4 separate regions of the Homo sapiens genome follow, and regions 1, 3 and 4 are each linked to region 2. A link is a contact called in ENCODE Hi-C or POLR2A ChIA-PET data. All regions are on one chromosome and are shown on one strand. Each heading gives the region's core, a stretch centred on a gene start or an enhancer-like site at or near the end of the contact. The rest is flanking DNA. Distances are from core to core; before and after follow the strand shown. Region 1 has its middle 54 kb from the start of CCR2. Region 2 holds the start of FYCO1 (FYVE and coiled-coil domain autophagy adaptor 1). Region 3 holds the start of LIMD1 (LIM domain containing 1). Region 4 overlaps LIMD1 (LIM domain containing 1).

Evidence for each region. Hi-C counts contacts between places; a loop is a spot of excess contacts on that map. ChIA-PET counts read pairs that join two places held with the same protein, here RNA polymerase II (POLR2A). Pooled maps may share reads with other maps.
Region 1: a pooled map shows a loop between it and region 2 (4-fold over the local background). The contact joins the enhancer-like site here to the promoter of FYCO1 in region 2. A Hi-C loop is called at or near these places in 6 of 50 pooled maps. POLR2A ChIA-PET finds 5 or more read pairs at or near these places in 2 of 52 experiments (CD8-positive, alpha-beta T cell and activated T-cell).
Region 3: a map of CD8-positive, alpha-beta T cell shows a loop between it and region 2 (3-fold over the local background). The contact joins the promoter of LIMD1 here to the promoter of FYCO1 in region 2. A Hi-C loop is called at or near these places in 6 of 168 maps with a recorded cell type or tissue (CD8-positive, alpha-beta T cell, aorta, ascending aorta and 2 more), 2 of 37 single-sample maps with no recorded cell type and 13 of 50 pooled maps.
Region 4: a loop to region 2 is called in a map with no recorded cell type, with 10 times the contacts of the local background. The contact joins the enhancer-like site here to the promoter of FYCO1 in region 2. A Hi-C loop is called at or near these places in 1 of 168 maps with a recorded cell type or tissue (aorta), 1 of 37 single-sample maps with no recorded cell type and 7 of 50 pooled maps.

Annotation. Positions count from the first base shown.
Region 1 is chr3:46,296,474-46,303,627 of GRCh38, reverse strand. No RefSeq gene overlaps it. Among named protein-coding and RNA genes, the nearest start is that of CCR2, 54 kb to the left of the region's middle. Within about 2 kb of position 5,388, at least 5 of the 41 ENCODE cell types and tissues checked have a DNase peak (open chromatin) inside an H3K27ac peak, as active enhancers do; they include CD8-positive, alpha-beta T cell, where a contact is called at or near this core.
Region 2 is chr3:45,993,160-45,999,977 of GRCh38, reverse strand. It overlaps FYCO1 (FYVE and coiled-coil domain autophagy adaptor 1), which reads left to right and starts at 4,154. Exons shown (of 18, transcript NM_024513.4): 1 at 4,154-4,256. It overlaps LOC105377063 (a long non-coding RNA gene), which reads right to left and starts at 4,075. Exons shown (of 3, transcript XR_940799.3): 1 at 3,889-4,075. RefSeq lists enhancers at 4,126-4,285, 4,306-4,355, 3,856-4,355, 6,401-6,818.
Region 3 is chr3:45,589,314-45,596,212 of GRCh38, reverse strand. It overlaps LIMD1 (LIM domain containing 1), which reads right to left and starts at 1,462. Exons shown (of 8, transcript NM_014240.3): 1 at 1-1,462. The coding sequence starts at 1,333. RefSeq lists an enhancer at 1,586-1,755 and silencers at 1,846-1,975, 1,986-2,455.
Region 4 is chr3:45,610,761-45,617,646 of GRCh38, reverse strand. The region is part of intron 1 of LIMD1 (LIM domain containing 1); the gene reads right to left. Among named protein-coding and RNA genes, the nearest start is that of LIMD1, 19 kb to the right of the region's middle. RefSeq lists a silencer at 2,420-2,519 and enhancers at 4,749-4,798, 5,856-5,925. Within about 2 kb of position 4,531, at least 6 of the 41 ENCODE cell types and tissues checked have a DNase peak (open chromatin) inside an H3K27ac peak, as active enhancers do.

The sequences.
Region 1 (7,154 bases), core at 4,139-6,638, 300 kb before region 2:
CTTGTTCTGGATTGGCAGTCAAGGGCTCTGTAACTGGCTGGTGATGTGGATGTCATCCCTGGGCTTAGCACATACCATAGAGCAGCAAAGGCTGAATAAGCCTCTTGTGCCTGCCACCCGGGGTGAGCTTCCTGAGCCAGGGCTGCCCTCTGAGGAACCCCAGACTATGGCGCTCATGATAAGGCATTGCCCAGCTGTCCTAGGGCTGAATAAATCAATACGCTACAACATACTCATAGCCCATTCATGGCCTGCCAGCTCAGATGTTATGAAACAGAGAAGACACAGAACTTACAGAAAAGCTGACCATGTGTACATTTATACTAGACTTATTAGCAAGTTTGCAAGTAACTGTATCATACAGACCACACTTTCTGACCAGTTTATTAGATTAAAAATCACCTTCATATAGATTGCAAAAAGCAGAAGAACATGTGTTTGGAAGCTAAAAATAAGTTTCTGGCCAGGTGTGGTGGCTCACACCTGTAATTCCAGCATTTTGGGAGGGCGAGGCAGGTGGATCACTTGAGGTCAGGAGCTGGAGACCAGCCTGGGCAACATGGTGAAACCCTGTCTCTACTAAAAATACAAAAATTAGCTGGGTGTGGTGGTGGGTGCCTGTAATCCCAGCTACTCGGGAGGCTGAGGCAGGAGAATCACTTCAACCTGGGAGGTGCAGGTTGCAGTGAGCCAAGATCACACTACCACACTCCAGCCTGGGCGACAGAGCGAGACTCCATCTCAAAAATAATAATAATAATAAAATAAAATAATAAGTAAATTTCTAAAGGACTTATGAGTTAAAATGAAAGCAGAACAAAAGTTACAAAATATTTAAAACTAAATGAAAATGAAAACATGGATCCATAGTTTGCCATTTACTCTTCTGAAATCTAAGATTCTGAAAACTGCAACTTCTTTTCATAACTCTGTGAGTAGCCTAATCTGAGGCTATTCAGTCTTAATTAACTCACCTTTAACAAGAGTGATGAAAAGAAATGAGAAAAGGTACAAATAAGTAATATTAAAGCAACAACAAAAGATAGCTAAATGGGATAGAGGGTAGGCCTCAGGAGAGAACAGAGGGAGTAACTTTACGCCAATTCATTTGGAAATTTGGATGAAATGAATAACTTTCTAGAAGATTATGCATTTCCAAAATCAACTCATGAGAAATAGAAAAACTGAATAAACTTTTAAAGAAATCGCATTATCTCAGTTTCCTCTCTTTCCCAGCAGATTTCCAGAATAGGAAATATAAATAACCAATAAACATGAAAATAAGCTCAACTTTCATTATAATCAATAAAATGTAGATTGAACCTGTGTTGGGTTCACATTTCCCACACATCTGATTAGTAAAAATTAAAATATGTGATAAAGCCAAGTATTGGAGAGAACGTGACAAAAGCTACCATCTCCCACGATGTGGGTAGAAATTTAAATTACAAACCCATTTGTAAGAAATTTGGCATATCTATAAAATGTAGAGATGCCCTGATCAGCGCTTCTATTTTTAGGTATACATCCGGCCTAGAGAAATTTCTATACATGGGCACAAAGAAACAACAAGGGTGCCGGGCTCGGTGGCTCACGCTTGTAATCCCAGCACTTTGGGAGGCTGAGGTGGGTGGATCACCTGAGGTCAGGAGTTCAAGACCAGCCTGGCCAACATGGTGAAACCTTGTCTCTACTAAAAATACAAAAATTGTCCGGGCGTGGTGGCACACGCCTGTAATTCCAGCTACTTGGGAGGCTGAGGCAGGGAGAATTGCTTGAACCCGGGAGGCAGAGGTTGCAGTGAGCCAAGATCTTGCCATTGCACTCTAGCCTGGGCAACAAGAGTGAAACTCCCTCTAAAAAAAAAAAAAAAAAAAGAAAGAGAGAAAGAAAGAAACAGCAAGAGAGCCAGGGTGTGGCTGGAGCAGAGGAAGTGAGGGGGAGTGTGGTGGTGGGACCCAAGGCAGAGCAGGGGGTTGGGAGCCAGGTCTTGTGGGGCCTAGCAGGCCATGGGAAGGGCTTTTCCCTTTACTGGGAACCAGCTGGGGAGCTAGTAGAGGGCTCTGGGTAGTGGAGGGATGGATGTTTTAACAGGATCTCTGGCTGCTGCACTGAGCATAGCCTATTACAGGAAGGGCAGAGGAGGGAAGCAAGCCCCACCTGTGATGGTGGCTTGGACGAGGACAGTAGCAGTCGCGATGGTGTTAAGTGGTCAGGTCGTAGACGTAGCCCCAGGCCACACTATTGATGCTAAGCACATGGGTGGCACCAGCCTCACTGCCACAAACAGTCTAGTTGCGAAGGTTCCAAATTTCCAAACAGCAAACAAGTCATCTCTTCTAGTTTGTACTTATTGGAAACCAGCTTCTCCTTTTCAGGCAAGTTTCTTTCCTGTTCCTTGTTGGAGAGAGGAGGACACTGCTATTTCTGCTTCTGTAATTTTGAGTGTTTGGGAAGAATTTCTAAAAGTAAAGGGTGCTTGACGGATCCTAGTCACAGCAAGCATGGAGGTATCATGAAAGGCAGTAGGAAAGCAAACCCCGAACCAGAACAGCAAAATCCCTAAGGATCCCCACCCCCACAAAAAAAGCATTTTCAGAAACAAGCAATGAAATTAAACAAAATAATAATAATTTGAGTTTGAATCTGGCTCCAGAAAAAAGGGATTATCCTGTAATTGGTGCTTCTTTGTAAGAGGGAATCTGTTCCTTCGTGTCATTCTGTGAAAGGGAGATTCTCATTTTGCTCTGTCTAGGCACCAAGCCATTGACTCTAAAGGGTTGATTGGATATCCTGAGTTTGGAAGTTTATGAAGAAAATAAGAAAATTAGTTGAAAAGACTCGAAGTCATTCTTTGAAATGTACAGGTTGCCAACAGTTAATTTGAACATACATCTATCAAAGAACAAGTATCAAAAGCAAGCCAGCTAGGTGATTCTGTCACTTATAACCTCAGCCTGTTGCTGGCCTTGGAAGATTAGGAACATTCACCACCCCGTCCCCTCGGGCTGGTCTGAGCATGGATTGATGAGCAGAGCACCAGATGGACTTAGTTCTGCACCTATCCCACTGGCAAGAGTGCCAGTGCAACTGTTTAGGGCAACCTGCACAACCAGCCATACCCACCCCTCCTCATCCACATCTTGGTAAAACCCATAGCTAAGACCAAAGAAAGATCTCTTCGTTTTGGTTCAGTCTGGTTCCTCTTTTTTAATCCTTGTAATATTCATGTTTTTTTTTTTTTTTTTTTTTGTCGTCTGCTGTCCTTTTTGCATCCCACACAGGCCATGCTAATCCACCCTGACACAGGCTAGACTTGCCACTTCCTTTTATTAAGGCTGACACACTAACTGCCAAGAGTATCTCTCTTTTTGCAGTTTTACAAAGCTCAGACTTTAAAGTAGGTGATTTTCACAACTCTGTGCAATGTTCTAGCTGTTTTTCCCTTGTTGGATACTTGGCAGATCTACTTCAATATAAGAACTTATGAGCTGTCTTTTTCTTTTGTTATGTCTCTACAAGATGTCTCCTTCCTCTCCTCTCTTTTCCTTTCTTGTTAAAGCCTTGGATGTTCTAATTTTGAGGTGGCAGTGGTTTAGGTTTACCTGGTTTGTGGTGAGTGAAAAAAGCTCTTAGTCATCATAACGATGGAATTTAAGGCTTGACCATGGATGTCGGGGATTGATAATTCGGTTTGGGATTCCACAAAATGACACTGTAGATGCTAACTCCACTGGCCAGGGCTGCATTGCTTTTAATTTTCTATGCAGGTCTTGTATGACTGCCTTTGAATCTACTTTCTCAGTTACTTTTCTCTTTGACTTAGACAAGTTCCATTTTTAAATCATGACTGCTTGAAGTTAGGGGGCCTGAGATTCAGTCCCTTCTCTGCCAGTAAATGAGACACTGGTTCTGAAATGCTATCCCTCAGGACCTTGGTTTCCCCAAAAGTAAAGAGGGAAGATCAGGCTCTATTCCAGCTCTAACAGCCTGCATAATTTGGGAAGTTGTCTTTTACTATGTGCACTGTGCACTAAGGAAAGAAAAGAAGGGGGAGCCATCACCCTGGATGTGTTTTCCTCTGATGTCTCGTTTGCCTGTTTCATTATGATTCTAAGAAAATGGAGTGAAAGACGGACGAGGCTACAGAAATGATGTGTCTCTCTCATTTAAAAGTTTTTTTTTTTTTTTTACCTCTTTCTGTGCCCTCCCTGACAGTGGTTCTCTAACTTGTCCTTGTTAAAGCAAGGATTGACAAGGCCACCAAGAGAGTTTCTGGTTTAGTAGCTCTGGGGTAGGTTGGGGCCAAGACTGCACTTCTGACATCATGTGGCTGAGACTGCTGGTCTGGGGATCACACTTTGAGAACCACTGTTCTATGGAACTAGTCTCAAAGCCACAGTCTCCTAAATTCCACAGTCTCAACTTGATCTCTTTCTCCAGCACCTGACTGGCTGGTGTTCCTAGCATAGGAGACCCCATTGAATCGGCACCTCACTTTCATCCATTTGGTTTGGGCAAGAGCACCTATACTCAGACTAAGTGTCTCAGCCTCTAAACCACATTAAGCGGCCCAGGTAGAGGCACCGAACTCCATCTGGGCCAATGAGCGGCTTCCAGGGTGACCTGGAGTGGAGACAAACAGATTTCAGCCTCTCAGATTTCACCCTTTACGATAGAAACCCTCAGCTGGTGGAAGTAAGACATAAAGAAAGCTTATTCGCAGCCACAGGAAGAGAGAGGCAGAGGTTAAAAGATAAGTTGAGATGAGAGAAGCAGAAGGAGATCCTTGTTGCCCCAGTCTCCCATCTCTGTCAGCCGCCCTTTTTTGAGGCCCTGCTGCACCTGTCTTTGAATTCCATGAAGAGCTCCTGTACCCTTAAAATAAATTCCTCTGTTGGCTTAACCCAGAGGTTTTCAGGTTTTCATGTGCCTCAGCTCCCTTCATTAATATACACTGCTGGATGCCGCACCCAGAATTTCTGATTCAGCAGGTCTGGGTTGGGGTTGGGGCCTGAGATTCTGCATTCCTAGCAGGCTCGCAGGTAATGGGATGCTGCTGATCAGGGATCTGACTTTGAGAACCAGTGGCTGCAGAAGTAGCCTTAATATTTCTGCTTGTATAATAAAAACTAGGGTGTCAACGGAGCCTCCTGCTCCTCGAAGAGTTCATGTAGTAGTTTAATATTTCCACTATTCAGTCCCCACAATGACCCCTGGGGCAGAGGGGGGTGTTGCAATTCCTGATTTACAGATAAGAAAACCATGGCTGTTGGAGGTTAAGTTACCTGCTGACATCCCTCTCTTAGAGAGGGCAGAGCTGCGAGTTGAGCACAGCACTGTCTGACTTGGAAGCTCATGTTCTTAACTTGTGCTCTGTTTCACTTCCCATTGTGGCCAAACTGGATCTGTGTTGCCATCTGGACATGGCCCATGCTGAGCCCTCTGCGCTTTTGCTTAGGCCGGTCCTGCCTGGAGTGCTGTCTGCCATGGGCTCTACCCAGCCATCCTTCAGAGGCCTGTCAAAGTCTCCCTCCCATGTGCAGCATCTCCAGATTTCCTAATCTCTCTCCACTTCCTATCAAAACATTTATAACGTCTTCCTCCTTTGAGTAGCCATCACACTTTGTATTTATCTTACTATCTGTTGTCTTGTCTCGGAGTCACGTGTTTTCCCAGTTCCATGCACTGGGCTGTGAGATTCTAGAAGGTGGGAACTGATCTTACTCATGTTTGGATCACCCATTCCCTCCACTCCCAGCACCTGGCTCAGTGCCTCAAACACACCCAGCACTCAGCAGATGCCAGTGAGGTTTAACTAGAAAAAAAGAGTGGTTTGTTCTTTGGTGCAGGCTGTGGCTTAGGGAGATCACCCTGCTGGATGCTTATCAGGAGCGCTCTAGGGCCGTGGGAGGAAGGGAAGGGGAGGAGAGGATGTGGGAAAAGAGAGGGGGAGGCCACGCAGTCTCAAAACCTCAGCCTACCCCACATGGCACTCTGGGGCTAGGATGGGCCTGCAAAATTATGCAGGGATGAGGCAATGGATGAGGGCCGCCCTTGCCCCTGGACAGGGGCATGACTTTGGGCAAGGTGACTCTTTTCAGCCAACATGATTCCCAAAGAAGGCTGAGAGCTTGGGGTATGTTAGCAGAACTCCAAGCACTGGGAAGATGAGCCCTTCAGTGCCAGAGGGGAGTCTAGGGATGCCACATAATGACCACTGCATCCCTTTAAATGACCATCTTCATCTATTTGACCCTGGTGCTCCCCTTCTGCTGCCTGTTTTCTGCACCTTATACTCAACCCAGGGATTTAGGGTGGCCTCTCTGGTGTGGCAGATTACCCAAAACCCATCTCTCCTCCTTTCTCTGGCCATGATTGTACTCAAGACAGCCTCCTTTGCAGCTAGGGGTGGCCAGGTGCACAGTCCTGGCCAATGAGACCTAAGTAGAAGTCTGCTGAGGATTCCTGGGAAATTTTCCCTTCCTGATATTGTTGTTGTCCCTTCCTCCTCCTAGTTTTTTTCTTCCTGCTTGGAATGCCATCTGGAGCCCATGTGGCAGCCACAGCATGAAAGCCTCATTTCAAAGAGATGGATGCAGCTGCTGGGGTTTGTGTGTGAGTTAGCAAGGCCATATTCAGTTGAGTTCCTGTGGCTGGGGTTCTACTGTATGTGGGGATGGCGGGTGGAAATGGGGGCTGTGACAGATGCAATATACTGGAATGCCACCCACCCCTGTTGCTATGGCTATTGGGGCATTGTTCCTATATACCTGGTTATTTAGAAGCTGGAGCTGTCAGTCATAGATTATAGGTCTTGGATTTGGGGAGTTGATGAAGAGTTTTGGAGAGTAAGGAAGGGGCACTATAGGGTGGGTGTGGAGAAGGCAAGCCAGCAAGAAACAAGCATAAGAAGAGGAAATGATTAGGTCAAATCACTGCTGTCCAATAATGGTCACTTCCTACCAATTCCCAGTGTTGTGCGCACAGCCAAGTCTTTCATGGGCCTTACTCAAGACTAGGGAGGGGGCATGGGAGAGCTTAGGCTCTGAATCTTGTATTCCTCACTGATAAGCTGTGTGAGCTTGGGCAAGGCAGTTAGCCTCTCAGTTTTCATTTGAAAAAAGATGCAATGTGACATACAAATAAGAGAT
Region 2 (6,818 bases), core at 2,905-5,404:
AACCAATCAAACCCAAAGAGGAGGTCTTGGGAACCCCAACTCAAAGCTGGTCAGTCAAAAGTTCTGGAGGGCCGGACTTGTGACTGGTATCTAAGGAGGGAAGCATGATTCTTGGGTTGTGGGCCCCAAAGTGGCAGGCTCTGACACCATCTTCAGGTAGACAGTGTCAGAATTCAATTGGAGGACACCCAGTTGGTATCTGCTGCAGAAGTGATTGCTTGCTTTGTGGTGGAAAGGAATCCTCAGGAAATGCAGAAGTCTTCTGTGTTGATTGTTGTGGTGTGAGAACAGAGGAAAACCGGTTTGAGAGTTTTTCCCGAACAGTAACTATAATGTATTGAGAAAATGGGACACCACTGGGAGTGAACAGAGGTGCTGTGAATATTCATGCTGGGATAACAGGGCTCTCTTGGCTGAACCAGGAAGTATAGTCCCCTTATTCTGTGGGAAATGCTATTTTCTATTATTATCACTTAAAATGGAAAAAGTCTAAATCTGTATTATCAAGAGCTTATTTTAAAATTTCAAAAGTTTTCAGTTGATGAAGGGTTGAGGAGAAAAGTCAATAGTAGAGTTATGGAGAAAAAATTCTGGAAAATATACATGTCAGAATTCAAACCAAATTCCGGAGCCCTGAGGTCCACATCCTTCTGCATTGTCTATGAATCATTACTGAAAAGCTGTGTTCTGTAGGGGAAGATAGCTCAACCAGCTTAGAGCTGTTGATTCTGCAGTCAACTTCTGATTCCTTCCGTGGGTCTTACACTCGAATTTTCCAGCAGAGAGATTAATTGACCAGTGACTATCAAGAGGAGGCTGACTCTTTTGAGCTGCCACCCCATGCCATTGGCATGGCTGGCATCCACTTCTGGCCTGACCAGCAGGGGCCACAATGGTAGGGTCCTTGGCAGAGCACATGGCTGCCCCATGGAAGGAGCTGCCATCACAGTGGTTAAAGGCTTAAACTCTAATTGGACAGACCTGAGCTCAAAATTTGTCTCTGCCACTATAAGGTTTGGGCTTTAGGCAAATTAGCTAACTTCTCTAAGGCTGTTTGCTTATCTGCTTAATGTGGATAATTATGTATCATGAGACTGATATAAGGATAAAACTAAACCAGGTGTGGAATACACATAACATGGCACCTGGCACATAAAAAGCCCTTAACAATCATTCCAAGAGCCTCATCCCTCCTCAGGGCCGTGGGCACGGTCAGCTTCCCGTGAGGAATAGTCTCCTCTTCTGCCACTTGTTAAGGCTGTAAGGAGAGGGTGTGGGGATTTGGTGATTTTGAATCTGATCTCTTAATGTGTATTCACATCAGAACACAAGAATATGCTGCGTTTGTTTGTATGTTTGTTTGAAAGATTATAGTTTGAAATACTCTGCTGTATCTATAAAGGAAATCCAAGTTAAACTACCTGAACAGTAGTGATTTTGTTAACCTTCCCTGTATCTGACAGTGTGCTGGGTGACAGAAGACCCCTCAGGAGCCCCCAGCTCTACCCCAGCCTCCACCACTCTCCACCACTTATTAGGTGGGTGGACCAGGACAGTCATTTAACCTCTCTGAGCTTCATCTCCTCATCTTCAAAGTATGATAATGAATACTAATTATGTCACCAAGTGGCTGCAAGTTTTAAATATAATGCTGAATGGGTTTTTGTTGTTGTTTTTTGTTTTTTTGCTGGGGGGCTAGGGACTGGCATATAGGTCCTCAATAAATATTAGGTTTGTTTTCCTTTTCTTTTCAAACTCCTTTTGGGTTTAAGTTTCTGTGGTATTATGATGTCTGTCTATCTGTCTGTCTATCTATCTATCTATCTATCTATCTATCTATCTATCTATCTATCTATCTTGGTTTTCTTCCATGGTTCCTGGCTCATAACTCCCATAGCCCTTGTTACAGTCTTTTGTTATGTTAGGTATGTTAGGCTTCAGGAAACCGAATCTCTCTGGCCTTCTGCCCTCCTTTCACCTGCTTTAAGGCAGGACTCTAATCTTCCCCCGCCTTTCTTTCTTTTTTTTTTTCTTTAAGATGGAGTTTTGCTCTTGTTGCCCAGGCTGGAGTGCAATGGCTCGATCTTGGCTCACCGCAACCTCCGCCTCCCGGGTTCAAGCGATTCTCCTGCCTCAGCCTCCCTAGAAGCTGGGATTATAGGCATGTGCCACCACGCCCGGCTAATTTTGTATTTTTAATAGAGATGGGGTTTCTCCATGTTGGTCAGGCTGGTCTCAAACTCCCGACCTCAGGTGATCCGCCCACCTCGGCCTCCCAAGGCGTGAGCTGGGATTACAGGCGTGAGCCACCGTGCCCAGCCGCTTCCCCCGCCTTTCTGATTATAGGTCTTAAGACCCTCCCAAGAGAGGGTCCTCCCCTATACCCTGGGGGAAGCAATGCTGACATCACGAAGCTTCCATAAAAGCCCAAGAGGACTGGATTCGGGGAGCTTCGGGATAGCTGAACACGTGGAGGTTACTGAAGAGTGGTGCATCCAGGGAAGGCATGGAAGCCCCACGCCCCTTCCTCCACACCTCATCCTACGTGTCTCTTTATCTGCATCCATTGCAGTATCCTTTATAATAGACCAGTAAATGTGTTTCTCTGAGTTCTATGAACCACTTTAGCAAATTAGCTGAACCCAAAGAGGGTGTCGTGGGAACTCAACTTGAAGCCAGTCATTCCAAAATTCTGGAGGCCTAGACTTACAACTGGTGTTTAAAGGTGAGGAGGCAGTCTTGGGGACTGAGCCCTCCACTTGTGGGATCTGATACTCCAGGTAGATAGTGTCGGAATTGAATTGGAGGACACCCAGGTGCGGTCCACTGCTCAGTGTGTGGGGAAAACCCCACACACATCTGGTCACCAAATTATTCTCCTGTGTTGATGATTGCTGTTGTGTAAGAGTAGAGGAAAAATACGGTTTGAGGGAGGTTTTTTTTTCCCCACACAGTTTCAAACAAGGATATTGGACCAGATGACCAACATTAAAATCTCTCTCATCCTTAATATTGCATGAAGCTGTTCAGACAGTGGTTGGAGCAATGATTTCTCTTAGACCACTACATTGATTACTTTTCTCTTTGTCATCTTCTCACTCCCCCCGTTTTCTTTCTGTTCTCCTTTCTGTTAACAAGAGTGGAAATCACTTCTATTCATGTACCTCCTCCCAACCCCACCCCCAAACTGACTACTCCATCCATCCAACTCACTGTTTTAGCTACATCTAATTTATAAAATTAGATGGCTAATGAGATGTCATAGCCTAAAATCGACTAAGAAATTGATTTTCTTTCTGTATTATTGTACCCAGACAACACCCTGCTTCCTCAGTTTAGAATGTTGGGCCACCACGGTTCCTGACTGGATACCACGAGCTAGGTCCTACAAGGGAGAGAGCTGTTTCTGGCTTAAATGATGAGAACTAGGGCAGAGAGTAAAGGATAGCCAGCCACAGCTAAGGAATGCAGTCAGTTAGAAGCCAAAGTCCCCGTGTAGTGTTCCTCTTTTCTACTGTGCCCATAGCGGACACTGATTGAATGCATTTTGTTCTATCGTATTCAGTTCCACAGTGCTTTGCAACACCCATCTTATAAATAGAAGTTGGGCTGAGGATGGGGCCAAAGTTAGGGGTGGTAGTTCATAAACACGTAGTTTTTGAGCACTAATTTTAAGTAAGACCCTGATATTAAGAAATAAGGGGGATTAAAAGATGGGAAATTAGGCCCACCAATACATGTTTTTCTATTTCCCAATATATCAAAATATTATCATTTTAACATGCAATCACTAAAAATTAATGAGCTAGTTAACATTCTTCGGACTCTTTGGTACCTAGGTGTATTTCACACTTACAGCACGTGCACGATTCAACTCGAACTAGCTACCTTTGGAGTGCTCCTTAGCCACACAAGAACAGCGTTGTTGTCAAGATGCCAGACCTTTGATTTGTGGCCCTCCGGGGTTGCAGGCGTTAACCTGGGGCCAGCATGGGTCGCGGGTGGGACAGTCGGTCCGGGGACTGGGCGGTGGGAGCACTTAAACCCCGCCCTGCGGAGTCGCCGGGAGTTGTAGTCGGAGCCCCGGGAGTCCGATGGGAGTTGCAGGCCTCAGCCCCGGGGAGCACGCCGGGAGTTGTAGTCCGCCCCCGCCACCCTCTTGGTGTGCGCGTCATGGCCGTCAGCACCGCGTTCCCGTCCTCTTCCGCTTGGCCCCAGAAAGTTTCGGTTCTGCCCGGCGGTGGACCCACGAGCGCGTAAGTGCCGCGGAAGACCGGCTGGACTCTGGGGGCACCTGGGTCGCTCACGATCCCTGAGGCGAGAGCTTCGCTCGGGGCGCGGCTTGTCACCTGTTGCCCTTACAGTCCCCGCCCATCCCAGGTCTCCCTCAGACCCTGCCCGAGCGCCCCCGTCCTTGCCCAGCGGGCCGGGAAGCACCTCGGGCAGGTGGAAGCCGGCCCAGGCACCCAGCCTGCCTCTGTTGGTCGGTTAGAAAGACAGACCCCAAACACCAGTTCCAAGACCCCGGAGGGCGGAGGGCCCGCAAAGGAAAGGAGCCCACCATGCGGCGTCTCAGAACAAGCCTGAATGTCTTAGCGCAGGATGGGGCAGGCCCCGGAGTTCCTGCCTGCGTGGTCTTTAGGAAGTTTAGTCTCTGGCCCAGTTGGGCCGGGACAGCCCAGACCTTCACTTTGCAAGACTCCGCTGGTGCTCGGATCTCTGCCCTCTTCCCAGGAGGGGAAGAAGCTTCTTTCTTCCTGGCCCATCCTTTGGCCAAGACCTATTCACTATCCACTGCCCCTTGTGCCCATGCGCAGGGTCTCGAGCTAGCCCCCAGGGGTCTTTTCCCGAAACACCTGTTGTCTCTGGTGTGGCGGCACTGCACTGGACTGGAGTCCGTGCTGTTGAAACCTGGCGGGGGTGGGGCGGGGAGGGGGGAGGATGGCGGGATTTTATTTTTTGTAAGAAAAGCACATGTGGTTGACACGTTAACCGCGTGGCCCCCTGTTAAAGCACATGTATTCTCTGATGTCCCTGTCACTCTTCACTGTTCCCATTGGGTGTCCTCTCCAGAAAAAAAAATAGAACACTTGTTGAAACTGCCTGTGTTGGCCAGAGCCTCTCAGCCCCTCTGCTTGTCTTACCACAGCAGTTTCCTTTCCCGACAGAGAAATGGGTCAGGGGCTTTTGCGGGGCAGAGGATCCAGGGCTTAATCTGCTCACTGGTTCTCCTGCCCGTGCAGGCCTTGTGGTCTCAGGCTGCAAGCTTAATTCCCCTGCCATCTGCCTAATGCGGCTGGAGGGTGTTGGGGGCTGGTGTGGGGGAGGGGTGGGGAGCTGGAGCTATCATGCCAAGGTTTTCTGCTTTCAGTAGTTCCCACCTTCTGAAGTGGACCCCTGTTGAGTGAGCTCCACTTGACCCTCCCTTCTGTGACAACCACTGTTCTGAAAGCATTGAATGCCCCATACTAGTTGTGCACCGTGGTTATTATCACCCTGAAAATAAGAGCTAATTGTCACAGTGATGGATCTCAGCCTCCTTTGATTAATAGGATCTCTCCTAAAGGCTCTTGCTTTAGGAAATAGAGTTTATCTGTTTATGTTCAAAGTGACTATCTTTGTGTAGCACTTCATTTACTTTTTAAATTGTTTTTAATATTTTATTAGAAAAATAAACATACAGAATCACTGAAAGGATTGTATGGTGAATATCCGTATACTCAATTCTTAATATTTTACTTTGATTTTTTTTTTTTTTTGCAGTTACTTTAGAGATTGGTAACAGTCTCAGGCAGTGATCCTTTAGCTGTTGTTCCGATGACCTTTGCCCCTTGGGGCTGGGTTTGGAGCACCAGTATAATTTCAGGAGCCAAGTTTTTAACCTGGTCCTTTTTGAGGGGGATGGCCCCCATAGATGTTTGTGATGAGAGGAATCACCCATAACAGAGCAAGATCAGAGCAGCTGGTAGCTTTGACCCATATTGGTCACCAAGGCTATGGACTGCTGACTCAAGAATACAAAGTAGGTACGCAAGAAATGGCAGCCCCCTCACCCCCACCCACCCTGCTTCCCTTTAGGGGAGATGTTTAGCTGATAGGTAACTTTTGTTTACTGAAGATTCCAAAGACACAGCTTTGGTGACTCAAGACTAGAATGTCTTTAAACATGAGGCAGAGGAAGTGTGTTGTCTAGCTGTGGTCTTATGGTGGAAATCACTGGTAGGCACCTAGATTTAGGAACCACGTTCACTGCAAGCAGCCCTAGGCAGCAGGTAAGGGTCATTAACTGGTGCCTGTGATTACAGAGGCAACTTGTGAGCACAGATGAGTCCATTATGGTCAGGGCAACATCTGCTCACGTCATGACTGCTATGTTCTTGTCTTAGTCAAAAGATAAACAGTATTTTGTTTGTGAGCTCAATGCCAGTTTCAAGAAAATAAGAAGTCTTTATTGGTATAAGAGCCTCTATCTGAGCAATTAAATAAATCAATAGGGTGGGAATTGGAATGTTTCTGTGGTTCTACCTATGGAAATGCTGTTTACCTTCTTGCTGTTCGTTGATACATCACAAAAATGGCTGAAATGTCTGTACTACCCCCATAATAAGAGCCATTGCCTTGGAGCAAATGGGCCCCATGGCTTTGAGAAGAGGATGATGGCAGAAGCTGTGCTCAGTTAGGCAAGAGCAGTTTTATCCCTTTTCTCACATGGGAGCCAGTCAACCTGTTGATTTTAGTAACTTCCAGTGGTCCTTCCTGTTCACTTGGATCTCTGTGGCATTTGAAAGGCACCAAGGGCCTGTTTCTCATTAGGCCGG
Region 3 (6,899 bases), core at 213-2,712, 400 kb after region 2:
CAGCAGAGGGTCTCAGCTCAGGACCTGGGACGAGGGGCTGGCAGGGCAGCCTTACCCTAGGGGAGCTGGGGCTGTCCAGGAGCACAGATCCCAGGCTACCATCAGAAGACCAGCCCAGGGGACCCTCTTTACAAGATAACTCAGGCAGGGTGGACATCACTGGATGGACAAGACTGGTGGGGCTGAGCTTGGGACCAGTGCCAAGGTCTGTGCAGCCAGGCTTCGGCCCCAGCCCAGGGACCGCACCCTGCTGTGAACCGTCCAGACCAGCTGGCGAGGATGACGGGGCAGAACTGGAAAGGTAAGATTTGGGCCCATCCTGGAACCAGGGTTGGGGGTCCACATTGGGTTTGGACATCACACCTGAAACCTCACCCCCCAGCCCCGAGTTTGATCTTGGAAGACCTCCTTGCCTGGGGCAGCTCAGGGCCAAGGGTGCTGACACAGAAGGGGTCCTGGGCTGAACAGGCCCCACAGCTGGTGCTCCGTTCTCCAAGTTTGGGGAAGGCAGGCCAGGGCTCACCCGCTGGGAGGAGGCAGTGGACCAAAGGCCTGTTGGCTTCTCGCTGCTGCGGCCACCAATGCCACTATTCTGACCACCGAGGCTACCCTCAGAAGACCTGCTGGAGCTCAGGGAGAGCTGTCGGTGATTTAGGGGATGGTCCCCGCAGGGTTTGGGCAGTGGTGGGTCACTCCCCGGGGAGCTAGGCCACCCACTCCCTACACTCAGGCCGATGCTGGGGGACACTCCTGGTTTGTCACCCCACTTTGGGCTTGCCAAGGAGAGGTTGTCATAATAGTCTCCATGAGTGAGGCAGGAAGGATCCTCACAGGGGCCTGGCTGGTGGAAAGCAGACATCTCAGAAGTCGCCAGGCTCTCCCTGGAACCACAGTCCTGGCTGCCATGCCTCGTGCCATGCAGGTATGGCCTGGATCTCTGCTCCTGCGGTGGGTACGGGGGCTGCCCAGCAGCGAGGGTGGTGACTGCCCCAGGTGCCCCTGTCGAGGCAGCAAGAGGAGGCTTGGCAGCACCATCCACAGTCAGCTTGCTGCCCACAACTTCCCAACGGGCCTGTGGGCCCAGGCGGCCCCCTCCATTGACAGGGCCTCTACTCCCCCTGGGCAGAGTCTCCTCCTGCAGGAGCTGCTGCTGCTGCTGCTGGAGGTGGATTTTGGCCATCTTGGTGGCGAACACCCTGCGAGTTTCCTCAAACTCGGGGTTGTTGCCTGCACCCTTGTCCACTCGGAAGAGCCCATCCTTAGAGGCCTCATACATGTTCAGGTCCTCGATGAATTTACTGGCCTCCAGGCCCAGGTCGTCATACTTATCCATGCTGCAGACAGGTGTCCGGGCCTAGCCCAGGTGCCGTGTGTGTGTGTGTGTGTGTGTGTGTGTGTGTGTGTGTGTGTGTGTGTGTGTGTGTGTGTGTGTGTTGAGGGCAGCGGGGAGATGCTGGCGAAGGGTCGGGGCTCAAGTCCGGCCCAGTACAAGTAAAGACTTCCACCTGCCTAGCGTGAAGGGCATGACCCCAGGATTTAAGAGTCCAGCCGAAGTTGAGACCTCAACGCCAGCTGGACCAAGTTTGCTTCCAACTCCCTTTCCCCTGGAGACGTCCTTGTTGGGGTAGCTGGTGGCACTTCGCCGTCCCGGGCCTGCTCAGCGGAGTTCTTTTCTCCTCTTCAAATTATAAAAGGAAAAAGAAAACAGCAAAAAAGTAAAATCACATCCTCCTTAGGCAACCAAACACGGAAACTCACAGCAAGGCAGCAGCCGACTGGGCCGGGTGAAGCTGAATCGGCCGGGAGGGCGCCGAGGCCGCGAGTCGGGCCGGAGCAAACGCGCGGCGGCTGAGGCGCAGGTACGTTCCAGGCGCTGGGTCCTCCGCTGCTTCCCCGGAGCTGCGATCCCGGCCGGCGCCTGGCAGGAACGCCGTCCGGGACGCACGGGCGGCCGAGCAGCGGCAGGAAGTTCACGGCAGCTGGGGCTGGCGGCCCATTGTCCGATGGCGGCGGCGGATCGGCGCGCGCGGGCCGGAGGGCGGCGGGACGCGGAAGTGAGTGCGCCAGGCGCAGTCCCTGCTGCTCGCTCGCCGGCTCTGCACGTCCCGAGCCCGCGCCGGGGCGGAGGGGGCGGCCGAGGGGCGGGGACGGCGCGCGGGCGGGCGCCCAGGGGCAGGCCTGCACCCGGCAGCGTGGCTGGGCCTCCTGCCCCCAGGCCTGGCTGGAGAACACCGAGGGGTGCCCCACAAGTCCGTCCCACGCTCTAGCACTGGGACTGCACGGGACTTCGCCGCCGCCACTGCCGCCCCCTGCGAGTCCTGGACCGAATTGGGTGCTCCGACCTCCCTTCCAGCCTCGGGTCCTCAGCCCGGCCCCGCCCCTGGCAGCGCTGGGCGGGGTCCTCCGCTCGGAGACGGGCGGCCTGGGTAGCCTGCATGGGCCCAACACAGGCGCTGGGAGTTTGCGAGGACTTTCGAGGACGCCGCTCCTCGCTCCACTGCCTCAGTTTCCCCGGTGGAAAGCCAGCCCTTTGTGCCTCTCGAGGCCGGCACCGTCCAGGCTGTGCCCGCCGCCCGGCTTGCCCGAGGTGCACTATTGGAGAGGCGCACGGGCGTGTCACCCATGGCTGGCCCACCGTCCTCTTTGACAGGTCGGGAGACTGAGGCAGAGAGGGGGAAATGCCCAACATGCCAACGTAACCAGCAAAGCGTAGATGGGAGCCCGGGCCCTCTGAAAGAGCGAAAAAGAAGAAAGTCTCGTTGTGCCTGCGCGCATTTCACGTCCTCAGTGCAGCAGTAAAAGCACGTGCCCTAGTAGGCTCGTTATTCGTAGAGGGACCCATCTGCAAGTGGATCCGCGCGGCTGCAGGGACACCAGGCCTGACTCCTTGGCGCCCCCGCATGGCCCGGGACTCCCTATACCAGTTCCCAGGCGATCCTGGAGAGGTTTCATTTCCCACACTACAGCCATCGTGATCCTAAGGCAAATACTAGAACAGACACTTCTCTACCTAAATCCTCAGTGCTTACCCCAGAATTAAATTGAAATCGGCCCCTTGCCGCAGCCTTCTGGGCCAGATCTAGGGATCTTCCCTCCCTCCCTGCACTCTAGCTGCAGGAGCTTCCTGGTGTCTGCCCAGAGCTTGCCCCTAAACTGAGTGGCTCATCTTTCCCATCCCTGCTGAAGTCACCTCCTCTTAGAGGCCTCCTCAGAGTGGTTCCTGTTGTTCTTTTTCAGCACCCTCTTTACTTCCTGCTCAGTTCTGATAACTATTTATAATTATTTATTTGTTGGTTAACATGCGTTTTTTTTTGTTTGGTTGGGTGGTAGGTTTCCCACTCCATTTGACCATATCTGTATGCCAAGTGCCTGGTATATATTAATAGTAGTACCTAATGGTCGAATAAGTGAATTAGTGAACCCCTATCTGCCAGAGTTGTGACAGAGAACAAATAAGATAATATATATGAATGTGCTTTATATTCTGTAAACCAGGGGTCCCCAACCCCTGGGCTACTGACCAGTACTGGTCTGTGGCCTGTTAGGAACTGAGTGGCACAGCAGGAGGTGAGAGGAGGCAAGCCAGCGAAACTTCATCTGTATTTACAGCCACTCCCCATTACTGGCATTACCGCCTGAGCTTCACATCCTGTCAGATCAGCAGTGGCATTAGATTCTCAGAGGGGTGCACAAACCTTATTATGAACTACCCTCATGAGGAATGTAGGTTGCACGCTCCTTATGAGAATCTAATGCCCGATGATCTGAGGTGGAACAGTTTCATCCCGTCTGTGAAAAAATTGGCTTCTGTGAAACTGGTGCCAAAAAGATTGAGGACCGCTGCCGTAAACCCAAAGTATGGTTAATGGACTCCATATCACCAGGGAGCTTGTTGAAAATGCAGAATCTTAGGCCCCATTGCCAACCTACTGAATCAGAATCTGCATTTTAACAAGATTTCTGGGCGGTTTATTTGCACAATAAAGTTACAGAAGCACTGCTATAAAGCACTATACTAAAATGAAGTATTTTTATTAAAAAATTTTTTTTGGTTTTTTATCTACAAGTAATACATGTTTCTATAACAACTTTGAACAATACAGACATATATAAAGTTTTAAAAGTTGCCTACCATCCCCTTTCTCAGAGGTAATCATAATTAAACACTCCTTAGGTGTTGGGTAATACTTATTAATTAAAAACTGGATTTTGGAGTGGAAGACTGGCTCACTTTGCCTGACCTCCAAATATGGCAGTTGTAGCTGACAAAGTGCTAGGAATATATGGCCATCCCTCTGCAAAGTCCAGTAAGCTCAGAGCCAGCTTCCTGGGTTTTCAGTTTGGACAGCTGGGACCCTGGTGCAGGAGCCACAGACACCAACCAGTGCTCTTACATTTGTCTTCTCTTTTCATCCTATCTTGGTGATGGCAGCAGTGGTCCATCTGGAGCAGCCACTGCCATGATGCTAGCTGCAATGGCGAGGTGAGGCCGTGACTGCATGCTCCATAGAGCTGGTAGGAGCTAGGAACAGGCAGGAGCCCCACTCCCTTCTGAGTTGGTGGGGCGGGAGCCCTGCCTTCCCAGGCACAGCTGCATCCACCCAGCTGTGGCTGCAGACCTGGGCATCCCTGTGCTCCCGGGGACCTAGAAAGCCCCCCTACTCCCACAGGCTCAGAAGTGCCTGCTCCTGTTGCCTGGCCTCTCCTGGTGCCCATTCTGATTTTGGAGCAAAGTTGAAGCTGAGCCCAGATACTGTCACGACCCAGCTGGGGGTGCACGCACTCAGGGCAGCACTGACACACCAGTCCCCTGCCGCCTCGGCCCCCTCCAGACTTTGGGTGCCGATGAGCATGGGAGGGAGGCCAGGGTGAGGCTGAGGGCAGTTCGGCATGTACCTGCAGGCACCCCTCAGCATGAACAGCCTGGGTGCCATGGGTGCCATGGCCAGCAGGTTGATGGCAGCAGGGGGCAATCAGGCTCCTGGGTGAAATGGGATGGGTCCCCAGTGAAGCCCCCTTCAAGACAGGGACAGCCTGAAACCTAGGGGCTGAGCTATCAGTCCTGCAGACTGGAGTGAGAATTTATGGTGCTTTTCCTGGGCCTGCCTATGGCTGCCGGTGGACCAATCAGCACACACTTCCTCCCTTCTGAAGTCCATAAAAAAAACCAGACTCAGCCAGACTCAGGCAGACAATGGGATGACCTGCCTGCAGATAGGAGCTACCCACTCTGGGTCTCTCTGCTGAAGGCTGCAGAGACATCGGGGCAACCTGCCTGTGGAAGGCAGCTACCCACTGTGGGTCTCTTCTCCACTGAGAGCTGGACACTCATCGGGACAACCTGCCTGAGGAAAGGAGATACCCACTGAGAACAGTTCTGCCACTCAGTGAGGCTCCTTTCTGCCTTGCTCACCCTCCAGTTGTCTGCATACTTCATTCTTTGTGGACACAGGACAAGAACTTGGGACCCACTGGGCAAATGGTGGCACTAAAAGATCTGTAACACAAACAGGACTGAAACACACCCCTTGCTTGCCACGTTGTGGGCAACGAGAAGGAGAGAAGAGAGAAGGAGAAAAGAGAGAAGGAGAGAAAAGCTGCAGCCCTTTGGGGAGCCCAGACCTAGGAGCACCCCAATCCAGGGTTATGATACCCTCTTTGGGGCTCTGCGGTTCCTGGTGTCTCCAAGCTTCCAGGTGCCACCGCATTCCCCAGTGCCAGCGGTGGAAGTTGCCTGTGGTACGCCTGGTCCAGCCACAGCTGTGCCCGTGCTGGCACCTGGAGCTGCCTGCACTGCCACAGCTGGCATGCCTGGCTGTGTGCAGTGGCCAGACCCCATGCTTGCTTGCTCACACAGCTCTCGCTGCTCCATGGCTGGCTTGCCCTTGGCAAGCATGGGATCCACACCAGTAGCACGAGCTGAGCACAGCCTGTCAGGCTAAGTGGGCGAAACAAAACCAGCAGGCCTGAGCAAAACTTGGGCAAAGGCACCACTAGCCACAGAGGTTTCTGTCTGGAAAAGCAACACCCCAAGTATCCTGTGACATTGGCACCTATGTGAGCCCACAATCCTTGATGCCCTCCTGCCTCCCCGTATCTTGGCTTAGCTGAAGTGCTCAGCATTCCAGAAGCTTGTAGGCATTACTCTCCACCCCCACTGCCATTCTAGAACAGTTGCACCATCTCCATCAACTAAACACAAACCTGAATCCACAATCCATGTATTTCCTGCCCCAACTGGGTTGTCCTCTCTTAGTCAATGGATCACCTTACACCGTTACAAAATAGATTATAAAGATGGCATCCCAGCCGAGCACAGTGGCTCCCTCTTGTAATCCCAGCACTTTGTGAGGCCAAGGAGGGAGGAATGCTTGAGGCCAGGAGTTTGCGACCAGCCTGGGCAACAAGCATAGTGAGATCCCATCTCTACCAAAAAATAATTTTTAAAAAATTGGCCAGGTATGGTAGCACATGACTGTAGTATCGCACCACTGTTCTCCAGCCTGGGTGAAAGAACAAGACCCTGTCTCAAAAAAAAAATTAAAAAAAAAAATAAAGATGGTATCCCATGGGCATCAAACTGAATAATATACCACTGTGAAAGGGTACTTAGAAATGGCCAGGAGACTACTGATGTTTTACTGCTGCTGTTTAATACATAAGAGGCAGAGGTCTTTCAAATTCTCTGCATAGCATTTAGAATCCCAGCTGTGGTTATTTAATACAGGCTGTTTTTGTCTGTTTCATGTGCTTGGAAACAACTTTAATATCTCAAAAAAAGGTGTTTATATTTGCATAACAGTTGTTTAAGAAGCAAAATACTGAAAAGTTAAAAAATTTTATCAGTAGGTAGGCAGAGTGTAAATGGTTTTGTTTAAGTGTTTACCAGTAATGTTTTA
Region 4 (6,886 bases), core at 3,282-5,781, 380 kb after region 2:
GTGACCTTGTGGCTCTCTGCTTTAGTTTTCGCATCTTCAAAACAGGAGAGAAAATTGGCGGGCACTTTGCAGGGCTGCTGGGAGGAGGAGAAATGGAGCAGGTAGACACCTGGCACAACTGTGCTTGACATGCAGTCATGAGCCTGGCGTGGGAGGAATGGGTAGGGCACTGGGCAGGGTTCATGTGATAAAATGGAGAGTTTAACATCGGTTCTGTGCCTGCCTGGGAGTGTAACGCAGGGCAAACCATCAGGGCCCTTTCTTAGAAAAGACAAAAACATTGCTTTTTAAGACTATCTTGGACTGGTGCAGTGGCTCACACCTGTAATCCCAGCACTTTGGGAGGCCGAGGTGAGTAGATCACCTGAGGTCAGGAGTTTGAGACCAGCCTGGCCAACATGGTGAAACCCCATCTCTACTAAAAATACAAATAATAATAAAATAAATTAGCCAGGTGGGGTGGCACACACCTGTAGTCCCAGCTACTAGGGAGGCCGAGGCAGGAGAACTGCTTGAACCTGAGAGGCAGAGGCTGCAGTGAGCTGAGATGGTGCCACTGCACTCCAGCCTGGGCGACAGAGCTAGACTCTGTCTCAAAAAAAAAAAAAAAAATAGGCCAGGCACGGTGGCTCACACCTGTAATCCCAGCACTTTGGGAGGCCAAGGCGGGTGGATCACGAGGTCAGGAGTTCGAGACCAGCCTAGCCAACATGGTGAAACCCCGTCTCTACTAAAAATACAAAAATTAGCTGGGCATGGTGGCGCACACCTGTAACCTCAGCTTGAATCACTTGAGCCCGGGAGACAGAGGCTGCAGTGAGCCAAGATTGCGCCACCACACTCCAGCCTGGGAGACAAAGCAAGATTCCGTCTCAAAAAAAAAAAAAAAGACTTTCTCATATCAAATCTAATGTAAGTGAGCTATCTGCAATGCACACACAGGCATGATTTGCTTGTGAATCTTGAAGAACCAACACATCTTTCAGGGAGGGGCCTGAACAACTACCTTGTGCAGTGGAAAGAAACTGGAATAGTGATGGGCTCACAGCCAGGAGGGGGACCCGGGTGCAGCACACAGCAGGGACTCAGGGTGGGGAAGGCAGGACCTCCAAGGCTACTTTCAGGACTTTGGCTCCAATTCTGTGGGTGAGGAAGAAGGGGTCGGGGGCACTGAAGGATTCTTTCCAAGCCCAGGAGGGATGTGACCCGGTTTTGTTTTTACAGGATCCATCTGCCTGCTAAGTAGGTCAGGTCTTTGGGAAGGCTGCTGGCTGGAGAAGAAAAACCTTCTAACAATCTCAACTCATTGACACTTGTCCAGCTGTCCCTCGAGAGAGTGAGACAGCAAGGAACAGAGGTTTGTCAGGAAGATGCTGGCAAGAGATCCCTGTTGGGGGCAGCTGGCAAGAGATCCCTGTTGGGGTCAGGAGGAAGGGGGCCCAGTTCTCAATTCTGATTCCAAAATTACTCATATCAAAATAGAACCCAGCCATTCCTGCGAAAAATAAAGGCAGAAACTGGGGTGACACAAGTCTCCCAGAAAGTTTCTTAAACCAGAGGGAAGCAGCATTGCCAACAAGTAGCAGAAAGGGAAAATGTTTCATATGCTGGCTTCTGAACTCTATTTTTAATCCCTAGAGGCCCCTGAAGGCTGGCTGAAGATGCCGCCCCAAAATATGCCACTTTGACATAGTATTATATCAAACTAAAGACACTTGAAAAACAGCAGATGCAAGAAGGGCATCTTCATCTTCAGGAGACGAAAACTCCCATGTAAAAGGTACCCCCTCCCTATGGACATACAGTGCGGAATGACAGACATTGGAGGCTTAGAAGGGAAGGGGAAGAGGGTGGGTGGGGAGTGAGGGATGAGAAATTACTTTTTTTTTTTTTTGAGACAAGTTGTCAACCCACCCAGGTTGGAGTACACAGGCGTGACTATGGATCACTGCAGCCTCAACTTCCCAGTCTCAGGCAGTCCTCCCACCTCAGCCTCCAAAGTAGCTGGAACCACAGGCACGCACCACCTTGCCCGGCTAATTTTTCGCATTTTTAGTAGAGATGGGGTTTTGCCATGTGGCCCAGGCAGCCTCAACTTCCCAGGCTCAAGATATCCCCACTCCCCTCAGCCTCCCAAAGTGCTGGGATTACTGCCCAGCCAGAAATTACTTAGTGGGAACAATTTACACTGTTCAGTTGATGGTTACACTAAAACCCAGATTTCACCAGTAGGCAATAGATCCATGTAACAAAAGTGCACTTCTCCCCCCTAAATCCATACAAATAAAATACAAAATAAAATAAAAGGTGCCCTCCCTGTACCATGAGAAAACAAACACTCTTCAATGGAGAGTAACAGCAGAGAAAATTCTGTACAAACAGACCTTGTTAAAATAAGGCTTACTTTCCTTTAGCCTCCCCACATAATTTGGTTACTTTCCCACAAATGCCTCTCTTTGTTCAACCTCATATAAACACATGTATGTTTTGCCACTGCTTTGGGTCTTCATTTGTTTATGAGGGCTCCCGTGTCACATAGAACTTTTATTAAATGTGTATGCTCTTCTATTTACCTATGTCAATTTAGTTTTCAGACCCCACCAGGACCCCAAGAGAGAAGAGGGGAAGTTCTGCTCCCCGACATCCTCTATTGGCCCAACTTTCACTAAAGTCCCCAAATCTACAACAAAGTTAATTTTAGTTCACTCAAATTCTTTAAAATTAAATATCTATGTGTAAAAGAAAAAAAAGTCTATCCTAACAGTGATTATCCCTAGAGTAGGATGATCGGTGACCTTTCCAATTTTTTTCTATACTTTCTGACTTTTCTACAGTTAGCTGTGTTTAAGGTTTAAAAAACGGCAAAAAAAAAAAAAAACACCCAGGAATTTATTTTTTATTTTATTATTATTATCACTTTTTTTGAGACAGGGCCTCATTCTGTTGCCCAGGCTGGAATGCAGTGGTGTGATCATGGCTCACTGCAGCTTTGACCTCCTGGGCTCATATGATCCTCCCACCTCAGCCTCCCCGGTACCTGGAACTATAGGCACGCACCACCACGCCCAGCTAATTTTTTTATTTTTCGTAGAGACAAAGTTTCACCATGTTGCCCAGGCTGGTCTTGAATCTCTAAGCTCAAGCAATCCCCCTGCCTCAGCTCCCAAAGTGCTGGGATTACAAAGTGCGTGAACCACAGCACCCGGGCAGAGGATTTCCTTTTTTTTTTTTTTTTTTAACTACAGGTGCCCGCCACCACGCCCGGCTAATTTTTTATATTTGTTGTAGAGGCTGGGTTTCACCATGTTAGCCAGGATGGTCTCGATCTCCTGACCTCGTGATCCACCCGCCTCGGCCTCCCAAAGTGCTGGGATGACAAGCATGAGCCACTGTGCCCAGCCTAAGAGGATTTCTGTACTAGAGAAAACTGGTAAAAGCAAAAACAAAAAAATGTTTTTTAAATCAAACTCTTAAGAGAGCAAAGAAGCAAAGTAAAATAGTGATGGGCTCACAGCCCATCACTATCAAGAAAGGAATAAAATATCTTGTGAAGATAATATTTTAACAGAGGAAATTGGGAGGGTATCAGCCAAGCGTTGCCAGCTCAGAGAACAGGTGGCTTAGAAAGCAACAAGTAAAGCAGGGCCCCCAAGAAATTCTAAAAACAGCTGGAGAATCAGAGGAACTTTCACACTGCTGTGGGAATGCTAAGTGGCACGGCCACTTTGGAAAAGTTTTTGGCAGTTGCTAAAAAAGTTATACATACACCTACTCCATGATCCAGCAATTCTACTCCTAGGTATTTACCCAAGAGAAACGAAAGCCTGTGTCTATACAAAGACTTGTACATATAAGGTGCAGTGGCTCATGCCTATAATTCCAGCACTTTAGGAGGCCAAGGCAGGAGAATCACTTGAAGCCAGGAGTTCAAAACCAACCTGGACAACATAGCGAGATCCCATATTTACAAAAGAAAAAAACAAACAAAAAAAAAACCCAAAGTCTTACACAAAAACAATCCTAACAGACTTATTCATAATAGCCAAAAATGAAAAAAAAAAAAAAACCTCAACAGGGAAATGGAAAAACAAATCTTGTGGTGTATCCATACAATGTAATATTACTCAGCAGTAAAACAAAAGCACAATTGATAATGCAAAAAGCCCAGTTGATAATGCAACAGCATAGCTGAATTTCACAGATATTATCTGAGTGAAATAAGCTGGACAAAGGAGTACTATAGTTGATTCTCATTATTTGGCAAGAATACTGAATCAGTCAATACTGAACCACTGCTTCTGGCAGAAATACAGGGTTAGGTTTCTGAAAACTTCTGACCACAACACTTTCATCAACTGATGAATATATGACCTTGTTTTATGTGTGCTTCTATTTAGAGACACCTTCCTTAGTATATATTGTTGATTCATTAACATCGAACCCTCAGCCAACAGCCCTGTAGCTCGTGCCTGAAGAAAGCTTCTCTCATACATATTCTCGTTGTAAAGCACATCACAGCCCTCTTGCTCTTAGGAACACTAGAAAGCACTCCAGCACTGTGCCTGGGGGCCATTTGAAACAGCAAAATCATCAACAAAAACCACAAAAATGCAAAAACCATGGCACTAAATAGACCATGAAAAGGACACCTGTTTACTGCATGACCTGAAACAAGAAGGCGGAGCGTTGCCTTGTTCGACTTCAGCTGGGAAGATAGGCGTCAGGGGACTCAAACTTTTCAGCACTCTGTTATATCTGTGAATGATCACAAAAGAACTGTGAGTATTAATTTTGGGGTTACAAATAAATTTTAGCAAGTAAGCTGATTCACAAATACAGAATCTGTGGATAATGAAGATCAACTGTATATAAATACTATATGAATCCATTTATATTACATCTTAGAATGGGCAAAACTAATAAATGATTTTAAAAAATCAGAATTGTAGTTGCCTGGAGGTGAGCACTAACTGGAAAGAAGCATGAGGGAACTTTCTGGGGATGGAACTATTCTATATCTTGATAGGAATGTGGGTCACACAGGTGCATGCATCTGTCAAAACTCACTGAACTACACATTTCTCTGTATGCAAATACAGCATTTTGAAAACAATTCCTAGACACTCCTCCTATCAAGAAGTGAGAGTGTGGAAAGGCTTGTGAATGCTTAAAGTAATAGAGCACAGCAGAATGACACTAAATGACTTCCAGGCATTGAGCCTGACCCCAAGTATCCAATGCAGACATCAAATAGCCTGCAAAAGGCCTGGCACAGTGGCTCACACCTGTTATCCTAGCACTTTGGGAGGCCGAGGTGGGAGGATCACTTGAGCCCAGGAGTTCAAGACCAGCCTGGGCAAGACAGCGAGACCCTGCCTCTACAAAAATTAACAAATTAGCCAGGCATGGTTGTGCATACCTGTGTTTCCAGTTATTCGGGGGGCTGGGATGGGAGGATTGCTTGAGCCCAGGAAGCCAAGGCTACAGTGAGCTAAGATGGTGCCACTGAACTCTAACCTGGGTACAGAGTGAGAATTTGTCTTTAAAGAGAGAGAGAGAGAGAGAGAGAGAGAGAGCGCGCACCTGCAAACCATGACAGAGCTGGGCAGAAGCCATGCTAGCTTCCTCAACACCACCTCCTTTCTTTCTCCCTGCCTTCCTCACCGCCTCCCACCAACTTCACTTCCTCTGCTCTCTGGCTACAAATTTGGGCAGAGATGCCTCTCCCCACACCTCACACACCCACCGTCAGGCATGGGCAACCCAGAGAGGTGGCAGCTGTGTGCTATGGGTAGAGGAGGGGCTGCCAGCTCCAGTCCATTCATGGCTTCTAACTGACCTCTGTGGCTGGCCAACAAAGAGCCTCTGTGTAAGTCCCTGCCACCTGCAAGCAAAGCCTCAGTGATGTCAGGACAAGCCTCAGACAAACAGGCCTTTGCAAGCTGCCTGGAAAGCCACCTCCCAGCCTGCCCCTGCATTGGCCACAGGCTTATTGGGAGGCCCATACCCAGGAAAGGGCTCCATAGCCTACACAGAGGGATAGGACATAGGCATCCCAGTAGCCTGTGGCCCCTGATGAGCCAAATCCCAAACAGCCTTCCTCCCACCTCTTGGGACAGGAAACACCATCGTTCACTTCTCTACCTCCCTCAAGGGGATGGGCCATCTCTTTGGGCTTTCTGCCTGTACTTGCTAAACTGAGTGTATTTTTTAAGGCGCTGGAAAGTTGGCTCAGCTGCAATGACCACCTGCTCCATCAAGCCCTGTGCACACAGCAGCTTCGGACCCCAGAGCCCCCCTGCTTCAAGTGGGAACGGATTCGTTCTAAGGCTGCGTGGGAGCAGCCTGCCATCCCTTGCATCAGGCATTTGGCCTCAGTGGGCTCACTTGGTGGTTGGCAATCATGAAATCAGCCTCCCTTGAACAAATGATGATCTTTTTGTTTAAGCATTTGTGGTTCTGAACAAATCGATTGGGCTTGGCTTTCAGATGGGACAAGGTAAAGACGCTTCCATGCTTTTGAGAAAATGACAAAGCAAGAGAATGTATACAGCAAACGACCATGTGTTACAGCCTGTTCTAAGTGCTTTGTAAGGCACAGCCCTGCCCAGCAGAAAAATATGCAAGCCACGTGCGATTTTACATTTTCAAGTATCCATACTTAGGAAGTAAAAATAGGTGAAACTAATTTTAATGTTTTACTTAGGCCAATATATCCAAAAGTCTCATTTCAACATAGAATCAATATGAAAAATATTAATAAGCCACTCTTTTCTCCATACCAAGTCTTCAAAATCCAGATGTGCTTCAAAAGCACATCTCAGTTCAGAAAAGCCACCTTTTGAAGTACTTCACAGTTGCACGTGGCCAGTCTCCCGTACTGGAC